Linked DNA regions of Homo sapiens: region 2 is linked to region 1. Evidence: chromatin contacts called from ENCODE Hi-C data. All regions are on one chromosome and are shown on one strand. Each heading gives the region's core, a stretch centred on a gene start or an enhancer-like site at or near the end of the contact. The rest is flanking DNA. Distances are from core to core; before and after follow the strand shown.

Region 1 (5,554 bases), core at 1,477-3,976:
ATAACCCTGAATGATATATCCAATGACTGAAGTTTTGCTTAAGGTTTTCCTGGCCTACAGTAACTGCATATTAACTCTAACTTTCTGGAAATAATGCTTAGAATCAGAACTTGACTTTATTGTCAACTATTATTGTTGTAAATAAAAGTGAGATATTAGTATTCAAAACTTGACAAGATACCATTGCTCCCTTTTCCTGCTTTTACCCACTTTATTTGTATTGGCTTGTGGATAAGAGGTCCCTGCCAAAATGTGTCAACTGGCATAGGAAGAGTAATTTATTTCAGCTAGCATATGTAACCTGACTCAGTAAAACGGTGCTGGTACTTGATAACCACATGTGCTGTCAAAATAGAGGTGCAGCTTAGAATCCTAGGATCCTGGAGAATTCAAGCTCCACCAAGCTCTCATCAGAATAACTTGAAATGTTATTTAAAATGGTGTTTCCTAGACCATCCGTCTCAGTTCTGCTACAGAAGACCCAGATTTTTACAGGCTTCCCACATGATACTTACAATGCTTTAGGAGTTCCCTAGTGGACCTGCAAAATGGTTCTGTCTTTACATTTTTAAAATTTTAGGATTCTGTAACATAGTGTATTTGAGAAATCTCTGTTATAGCTACAAGGACCCCAATATTTAGAATCCACTTAACTAGTCTGTGTTAGGTTGATTTAGTGACCCCAATTTTTTACTCCTCCCTATATCACACCCTTGCCATAGTAACTTCATAAATGAAGTATATTTTCACACTGCTTGGTACTAAATACTCATGAATGAGGCATATTTCCACACTCCTTGGCTTAGGGATTGGTCATGTGACTTGCCTTAGCCAATGGCAGGTTGTCCAAAATTGACCAGTGGACCCTCAATGTAAAACAAAGCCACCCCAGCCACCATGGCCTGAAACTGAGCCTCCCCAAACAACACACAGCTCTATGAGGACAAATAATTATTATTTTAAGTTCCTGAGTTTCAGAGGTGGTTTATTACATAGTGTTATTGCAGTGATCACTAAATGATACATAAACTAATTCCCTAACAGTATGGAGGAGGCAACTGAGGAACTAAGAAGCAAAGTGACTCCTACAGAGCCTTAATCCAAAGGAAAAACTCAAAATGGTAGGACTTTCATAGCAGGCCAGAAGAACACATTGATAAAGAGGTTTTCTTCTCCTTTTTTTGAGACGGAGTCTCACTCTGTCACCCAGGATGGAGTGTAGTGGTGCGATCTTGGCCTACTGCAACCTCTGCCTCCCAGGTTCAAGCGATTCTCCTGCCTCAGCCTCCTGAGTAGCTGGGATTACAGTCACGTGCCACCATAACTGGCTAATTTTTTTTGCATTTTTAGTACAGGCAGGGTTTCACTATGTTGGACAGGCTGGTCTCAAACTCCTGACCTCTGGTGATCCACCTGCCTGGGCCTTCCGAAGCGCTGGGATTACACGCATGGGCCACCACACCCAGCTGATAAAGAGGTTTTCAACATCCTTCCTTCCAACCACATGAAGTAGGCTAGCATCTTCAGATTGATACACCTTTGGAGTAGCAGCATCTTTCCCATCCACAAAACATCACCATGCTGCTCAGCCATGGAAACAGCTGAAGTTCAGTGGGACCACCTTATGGTCTGTAAGATGGGAGGTTGGTGTCCTTCCACCTCCTCCAATGACCTCAGTTCAGTTACTTTCAAACAACCATATACTAGCTGTTGAGTTAAAAACAAATACCACTAAGCCTTATTGCCTTGAGCATGGCATCTTTTATGCCAACCATTAAGATTTATATATCCAAATGCCTTTATTTAATACCTCAAGAAAACATCTTGCCTATTGGACAATTACCTACAGTAGTTAATTTTGATGGAAGGAAATTAGAGTAGAACTGTTTATTATAATCATGTCCAATTAGGACTCAGATTTGGAATTGCTCACTAAGACTCAAGAGTGTTTGAGCTGATTCATTGATTACAATGCTATGAAGAAATTACAAAAGGAATCTAAATGCCCTTGAGAACCTAAGGGACATTTGTTAATGCCAGTACATGTCACAGAGCCTGGAGCTTTATATTTCCACAGGGTTTCTTGGAAACCCTATTTTGCCAAATACCTTGAATTCACGCCCAAGCATTCTTCCTGTTCACAGCCACATGGTGGACCCAGTGCTGAAGGGAGATTAACACTGCAGTTTTCTTGCACAAGGCTCAGACTACACAATACTAAAAAATAAAAAGATAAACATGATTCTAGGCACATTCCGTGCCTCATCTCCATGGCCCAGTTCCTGTTATCCATAAGTAGTTTTAAAATAGTCCACGTTGTTCAGTCCTGCAAAATCAACAGCACTGGAAAGTTGGCAGGTATACTTGTTTAAACAAAGCTCCCAAGTTTTCTGCTGGCAGGTGTTTCCAGAGTTCTTGGAGCACAATTCTTTGGATAGGATATTTGCCAATATACATAGCAACAGGAAAGAAAAAGTGTTTTCCTTTACCACATTGGAGACACTGAAATGCCTTAGATGCAAAGCTGGATATTCAGTTCAGAGGGTTTTTTTGGCTGCAGGTCAAGAATAAATAATAATGAGATCCAGCATCTCTCTGCTCAGAACTCTGATGGGCTTCAGAGTGGAATGAGATCACTTATCAAATTGGCAACAGGTCCTCTCTGGCCATCTCCGTATAGTTTGACCCAATGAGTTTGGTTCTCCCTTCTTTGTCAATTCCCCTGTCTCCTGAATGTCTCATTCTCAAACTAATTTTGCTTGAAATTGTGGCTGGAGATGGTATGTTTGAAACTTAATATGATGAACATAGAACAGGTAAGACATTATTCTTCCCCCATTCATTCCTAGTCATTGATTTTAGTTACATTTTTAAGTCCAGCTTTCCAAAACTGAAACATGGGACTGCTTTAAAAGCACATGACTAATTTCATAATCTGTTCCTTTGCAGTTGGATTGGTTCATAGTTGCTTCCCTCAGATTCATTCTCTGAGCCATTCAATTAAGATCAGCCTTGGTGCTGGAACCCCACAAGAGAGAAGTAATACCTTGTCTCTTACCCTGAACTGCAAAAAACTAAATAGAAGATTAAAAAAATAATAATAAGCAAAGCAAGACTAAAGTCTGAGGAGGGGAAACACAAGCAAAGTAGGGAAAGGTCTGGGGGAGAAGTTTTTAAAACTTAAAGGAAGTCAAAATGTTTCTGGCTTAGAAGGTACTTAATGGTCATTAAATTGTAACTCAGTGAAAATTAAGAGTTTTAAGTTCCGCCTACAAAAATGTAGAATACCAGGCAATACTAAAAGTTACTGTAAGTCTTTTTTTTTAGTTACGTGCTAATGGAAAATGTGTATTGAATTTAAGTTCTTTCGTTTTTGTATTAACTGGCCTCATCTTGGGGTTCAATTAATGCCTCTGTCTGTATGATAACTTTCCTTCATTTCCCTCATAGTGTCTTGTCTTTAGTATTTTGAGAACTTTCTTATAAGTTTCCAAGCAAAGATACTCTTATAGATGTTCTGGGTTCCGAATGGGCCATTTCAGTAGAGTCTAGATGTAGCTGAGGGCCTTCTCTCAGAAAATTCATCTGTTTTGGGAAAAAAAAAAAAAAAAAAAAAAAGCCTGGGTGCAGTGGCTCACTCCTGTAATCCCAACACTTTGGGAGGCCGAGGCGGGCAGATCACTTGAGGTCAGGAGTTCAAGACCAGCCTGGCCAACATGGTGAAACCCCATCTCTACTAAAAATACAAAAAGTAGCCGGGCATGGTGGCACACAACTGTAGTCCTAGCTACTTGAAAGGCTGAGGCGGGAGAATCATTTGAACCTGGAAGGTAGAGGTTGCAATGAGCCGAGATCACTCCACTGCAATCCAGCCCGGGCAATAGAGCAAGACTGTCAGAAAAACAAAAACAAAACAAAAAAACAACTAGCCATTCAATTGACAGAGAGAAAACTAATTTTTTTCTTCAGTTTAACTGTAGAACCGTGGCTACAAAAAGAAATCACATTGGTCAGATTCTGAGTTTTTTACTTCAGGAAGACATCTGAGGAAATAACAGTGATTAATAATATAAAACTTGATCAGATAGACCTGAGTTTACATTCCTGCTTTTTACCTACTTGCAGGGTGTTTTAAAAAATAAGGCTGTCAGTTCAATAATGGTGTTGCCTCTCCTAGCTGTGATAATTCGATTCATTTATTAAAATCTCTGGGCTTTGGTTCCTCAGTGATAAAACAGTCAAGATGAGTAGATGTGATTGGAAGAATTAAATGAAGTAGTATAGTCAAGAGCAGACCCCATAAAGGCGATTTGATTAGAATGGCCACAAATATTTGACTGCAACTTTAAGATCACCATACTTTTTAACTTTTATGTGTTTTCTTTCATGAGTACTAAATATCTATTGTAGGGAAATTAGAAAATACAGAGAAGTAAAAATAATGAGAATTACTTAATCACTTATAGAATCACTTGCCAGAAATAATTATTGAGAATTCGATTAAATCCTATCAGACTTAATCATAAAAAATCAAAATGACATCAGATTGTCCCTGAAATGTTTAATTTTCACCTTTTAGAGTATCTGCCTGATCTCTTTTATGAAAGTGAGTGAAGAAAGTCATAAGAAATTGATTTCTAGGAGGTAAACCAGGAGAAAGAATCCTGAGAAGATTTGGGAGGAAATGAACTTACTGTTTGTTTGTTTTCACAAAGGAAGAAATGTTGCGAATTCCAGGCAGAATATTGTTTTCTGCCAGATCCTTTCCGGAAAAGGCAATAGTGCTAAGGCAGGGTTTCTCTCAGAAAAATAGCAAGCCCTGAAGGATTTCTATTGGGTAGGTTTCACTAAAAATGAGGAATCAATATTGTTTTTATTGTCAGCTCCCAGTGACTGAATTGGAAAGGACTGAGAAAGCAATAACTTCATTTTTCAAAAGTTGCCTCCCTTTTCCCTTCTTTCCCTTCATTAGGATAATTTGTAAAAGCTTTTTGGCTCTTTCTGTGGTCTCTATTACCAAAAGATCTGAACAATTATTTTTGAAAATTTACCCCTAAAATCTATTTGATAGTAATGTTTTAATGTAATATCTAACATATTGCTTCATCATATTTGGAATATCCATAGCATAGCTAAAATTTTTTGAGTGTTCTGTTTATGCGTAAGTTCTCCAAACTCCATTTTAAAGATAACAAAACTGAAGAGCTTAGAGGTATTAAGTAAATTGCCCAAGATCACATAGGGAGTGTCAAACTGGAGCTTAAGCACATGCAGATCCACCACAGTCCAAAAAGCATCCCCTATTGACCATGGCACATTTCACCTTACTGTGTATGTACACACTCAAGCCTATACACACTCCATACCACTCATCCAAACACAGTCAGAGAAATTGCTAATAAAGGAAAATGTGCATAATTATGGAAATGTCTAAATGTAAGAATATGCTTTGCATGGGATTTATTTGGAATAGAACACCATGGCCCTAGACTTGTAATTCCATCAGGAACATCACTGGTATCTGCATGGCACAGTTAGCAATTTTAATACATTG
Region 2 (5,216 bases), core at 113-2,612, 230 kb before region 1:
TCAGTTGATATTGAAGTTATTCTTTATTCAATGTAGTCACTATGTGACTTCATCTCTCCTGAGGGAAAGAACAGGGATATAGATCAGCCTACCTCTCAAGTCTCCATGATTCTGTATTCTCTTTTAAAAATACCTTCAGTGCATTCAGTGTCTCCAGCAAGCTGATGAAGACTCAAAGTTACCTGACCTCTGGCTGAATGGAAGGTTCTCAGTGTCATGGAACATTGATAGTCAAGAGAAGAATGCTCCAGAGCTGATACCTAAGAAGGCTGCTGGTGGTGGAGAGGGTGCCTATAATGGGAAGGCCGGAGCTACTACCAGAGTAGAACATCTGAAACAGAGAAACTTCTGCATTGCAAATTAGGTTGGGCTTAGTTTCACCTGTGATTTATAGCTAGGTTCATTTCTTCCTGTTTAACTTGGTTTTTGTTATTTGTATCTGTTTAACATGGTAATAATGGATCATTTTCATTAAGATGGTATCATGCCCTGAAAATGATGCCTTAACTGGAGGGATGAAGAATTCCGCAATGACGTCTGTCATTCTTTAATTAATTAGAGTGCACCTAATAAAACCCAGAAGAATGAATATCCTGTCTGAACACAATTACATTATGTCTGCATAAGGGCCTGCATTTGACTGTTCTGGGCTTCCTGTTTCTCCACATGTTGCAAAAATATGGACAACTTGAGCATATCACATAGCTATCGCATATTGGGTTATGGGAGCCAAACTTAAAGATGGGTTCTGGAATTTAATTTTGCAAGTATTCAGTTGAAAGAAGGATTTTTGCTGTTTGTTGAGGTTAAAATATCTTAGTGAAATCTGAAGTAAACTAATTAGTTGTAGGTCAGGGAATTATTTTAGTATTTCACAACATGATTGTTTTTACTAAGTCCAAAATTTGCCTAAAATTTAGTGATTTTACGTTCACATTTTTTAAAATAGTCCTAGTTTCATATTTATTTACTTTCCATTCCTAGGGAGGTTCATGTTAGTCACGTCATAGTGACCAAATTTTTGGTTTAGAAATTAGGAACATACTAAAAATCTGGCAAAAGAGAATGTGTGTTTTACTTCATGGCATCATTTTTATTTTGTTTAGTTTTTACTTGCCAAAGCTGCCAAAGTGGAACATACAGGAGTTGACATAAATACTGCAAACTGACAGGCAATCCAAATATTTCTTTCTGTGGTACAGGCTTTTTTGTTAATAGTAAATTTGGGAAGAATCTTTAAATCAGCTTCTAAGAAATTGGTTGAGCCAAATGTACGGGTAGCATTCAGTACAGGTTGATTTCTGCTGCTACTTTTACTGGCAAACAATGGCCAACTGCCAAGCCATGGTCAACCCACACAGCTGTTTTCAATGATTCATTTCCCTTGATTTCCCAGCTGACCCATTCAGAAGGAGAATAGCAGTTTTCACACCCCAGTTGCTAGCCTTGTTGCTGCAAGGAGCCCTCCCCTTCAATTGTGGGAGTATTTTGAAGGCTAAAGTAAGATACAGTTGTCCTCAGAAGCAAAGTTGATTCTATGCCTAGAATATAAGCAGGCAAAAAAGGCTGAGAAAAGTCTGGGAAATGTTGATTTCATGGTGAGGTGCTTACCATGGCTCTGATTCATAATATGCCTACCTCTCCAGCTTTCTCTCATACCACACCCTGACCTTAGCCTGGCATTCCAACCACCCTGGCAGTTTCCAAAGTACAGAAGGTTCTTTTACCCATTGGTACCAGTGCTATTCCTAATGGTTAGAATACACTTCTCTCTTGTTTGTTTGGAAAAATCCTGCTACCTCCAAGGTGCAATCCAAGTATTAAAGTCTCTGGAAGCTTTTTCCTGAACCCCCAAAGGTGGGTTAGATCATGCATTATTAATGGAGCAATGTTGCCCAAAAGGGGTGAAAATTGGCACTGGAAGGCAAAAAAAATCTTACTTTTTAATGCATAAAGCATGGATATACATATAATATGTAAACAGATGTGTAATTTATCTGAGGCATTTCAATTTCAATTAGAAGGAGTGAGATTAAAAGAATGTCTAAATAGGCTTTTTAAGGTGGTATTGAACTTTTGTTGAGTCGAGAAACCTGGGTTACAATACTATTTAGCTTGTTTTAAGTCACTGATTTTTGAATGTTTGCTGCCCAGCATCATTGCAGCAAAAGCTGACTCATACCCTCTTTCCTTAAGGCCATCTCTCCTTCTACCCCAGTCTCACGATTTGAAACTTTTTGAGGCCTGGGGCACTGTTTTGGGCTTCACTGCCTCTATAGGACCAGACACACTGCCAGAATAGAGCAGATACTCAGAAAATGTATGTCCAATGACTTCAATGGGATCATAATTTCTCAGTCTTACTCAAGGCTTTTATACCCATTGTGTTCTACAAAACAGCCTTCCATCCCTTCCAAATTTTTCTGCATCCTATAATTGAATGAGTTGGTGTTTTCATGAATTTTTTTACTCCAGCTACAACAACTAAAGAAGTGATGACTCAAAGCTGAATTTACACCATAGATGTGTCCTGTTCAAATATCCAGTCAATGTTGCAGCTTAGCTCTTATGACATTGATTAACATACTCCATTTCCAAAAGGCACAGTGCATACCCTGTGGATACAGGGTAACCATGCCTCTGTCATGACAGCATTTTCACTGTAACATCAGTTAGATCAGAAGTACTGGGTGCTCGTTTGCAGCCCTATTTGCAGCTTTCTACAGTGGCACAGATTCCTGTGACTGTTTTAAATTACTGGAAAAGTCAATATTGGAAAATTTTTCTTAGTATGATTTGTATATGCTATGGTTTGACTGCATTCCCTCTCAATTTCATGTTGAAACTTAATCACCAATGTGATAGTATTAAGAGGTGAAACCTTTAGAAGGTGATTAAGTCATGGCGGTTCTGCCCTCTTGAAAGGTATTAATGCCCTATAAAAGAAGCTTCTCCCAAAATGTATCCCTTTTTTAGCCCTTCCACCTTCCACCATGTGTGGATGCAGCAACAGAGTGCCATCTTGAAGCAGAGACTAGCACTCACCAAACAGCAAACCTGCTAGTGACTCGATCTCAGACTTCTCAGCCTCCATAACTGTGAGAAATAGATTTCTGTTGTTTATAAATTACTCAGTCTCAGGTATTTTGTTATAGAAGCATGAAGAAACTAAGACTGTACATATAATTCTTTTATTTTATAAATCTCTTTTGTCAATATCCCACATTATAATGGTGCCGGAGAAGAAAATGCTGGAGGATAGCTAACTTACTGACTATATACTACATTCCAGCCATTGCTATGTGTTGTCTATTCATAGCCTCATTTAACTCTCCCAATAGTCTATTACATATATATTATATAATCCTGATTTACAGATGAGGGAAACTAATGATTAAGGCAATTAAATAATTTGTCTAAAAACTCATGGCTGGATGTCGGAAGGTTAGAATTCGAGCCCAGAAAAAGCTGACTTCTGAGCCTAAGCTTCTAAAGCACTATGGCAATTAAAAAAAAAAAAAAAAGGTTCTTTCAAAAATACATAAATAAAATGCTATGTTCTAAAAGCATCTAAATAATGATGATTACAGTTGCTGTTAATAAGATTAAATAAATGGACAGGTCATTTCAATCTGCAAAGCAAGATGAAATTTTGGCTTGCGGTAAGTGCATAATTTTAATTACAGGTTTACATGTGAAAAAAATAACTATCCACAAACAGTAACAACTTGAAAAACAGATTCCAAGGAAAATATTGAGAAGTGTTTGTTGAGGAATTTGCAAAACCAAACTTGTTAGTTGTGATAGAAAAACATGAGCGAGTGTGTGTGTTGTGGGGCGATGGAACTGGTGAAGAGAAGGTGGGGTGGGGAAAGGGATAGAGAGAGGGGAGAGGAAGAGACAAAGGAGAAAGAGAAAAGACTAAAAGACTAAAAGACTAAATTCTAGTTCTTTTCTTTTGAAAATCCCCACTTCCCCAAACTTCCACTCTAATTGCCAGCATGAATGAATTCTTTTCACAGGTGTTGGTGTTACAATAGGACACCACTGATTTTTTTTAAAAAAAGCTAAATTGGAAAGTGACTGCATGCCTCAGAGAGTGAAATTAGAACAGACCTTTCCCCTTTCTAGGAGGCACTACATTTTCCATGTGGCAACATTTCATTTGGCTCCTTTGAAAGATCCAGCCAGAACTCTGTAGGCTTTAAAAGCAAGATGGAAAGACTGGTGTTTCTTAAACTTCACTAGACCTTATTTTTTAAAATTATGGTGTTAAAACAGAGGGGAAGGCAATATAAGTAGAATTCAGCTCTTTTAGCTAAGGAATTTATCTCAAATGCAATTTCAGATTTCATTCTTATCCTGAAAATTATTTTCTTCTCTAGAAGCTCTTTTGTTAGCATAAGCTCTTTTCCTAAGACTTATCACTAATGCTGGTTTACTCCTACTTTTCAACTGATTTGTTACTGATGTTTCTCACACCCAGGAAGCAGCTACCCCAAAATAAGGGAATTAATGGCTGAGACCAGACAATACAATAAATGGCCACTCCCTGGTAGGGAAAGACTTTGGAGGTGGGTAGAAATGTTTTAACTTTATGCTGCAGCTTCCTGGGTGTGACACTGAACTTTAGTCACTGTAGTGAGATATGAGGTAATACATTTAAAGTACTGTCAATGCTCGATTACTGGGAGTAAATACTCTGCAGTGGAAGGATATGGTCTCTGGAGAAAGTCACACTGCCACTTCCTGCATTTATTAACCATGTGTTTTTGGGCAGATTACTTAACTTCTCTGACCTTCAGTTTCCTCAGCTACCAAATTTGGAAATCATATTGACTTCTAATGGTAATCATAATTTGAATGAAGAAATGTATGTCAGGTTTCAGGTCAATACTTTTCCCCTTATTTCTTGCCCTTTCTTCTTCAGTTGTAAAATAATTTGGTTGTCAATATTTTCTCTAAGGCTTCTTTCAACTTTATGTTATGCTGTAGTTAATTTCTATTGTCAGAAATATTTCTTATGCTCAGTTTGCTTCCCTGGTTGAGTTTCCTATGAAATTTTCATGGACCATCAGAGAATAGCGGCAAACAGGAAATACACAGTGGAGGAAATAGCATGGTGTGGTTTTAGGTGTACAACTGACCACTGCTGCTTTTGGTTTGAATTCAGGAAAGCTAGGCTGCCACCACTGGAACAGAAACTTCTTCTTCTT

What was found. Hi-C counts contacts between places; a loop is a spot of excess contacts on that map. Pooled maps may share reads with other maps.
Region 2: a map of aorta shows a loop between it and region 1 (7-fold over the local background). The contact joins the enhancer-like site here to the promoter of LINC01985 in region 1. A Hi-C loop is called at or near these places in 4 of 168 maps with a recorded cell type or tissue (MCF 10A, aorta, cardiac septum and 1 more) and 12 of 50 pooled maps.

What each region holds. Positions count from the first base shown.
Region 1 is chr3:30,516,142-30,521,695 of GRCh38, forward strand. LINC01985 (long intergenic non-protein coding RNA 1985) reads left to right here and starts at 2,727. Exons shown (of 3, transcript NR_147054.1): 1 at 2,727-2,816.
Region 2 is chr3:30,284,814-30,290,029 of GRCh38, forward strand. No RefSeq gene overlaps it. Among named protein-coding and RNA genes, the nearest start is that of LINC01985, 230 kb to the right of the region's middle. Within about 2 kb of position 1,363, at least 18 of the 41 ENCODE cell types and tissues checked have a DNase peak (open chromatin) inside an H3K27ac peak, as active enhancers do; they include endothelial cell of umbilical vein, where a contact is called at or near this core.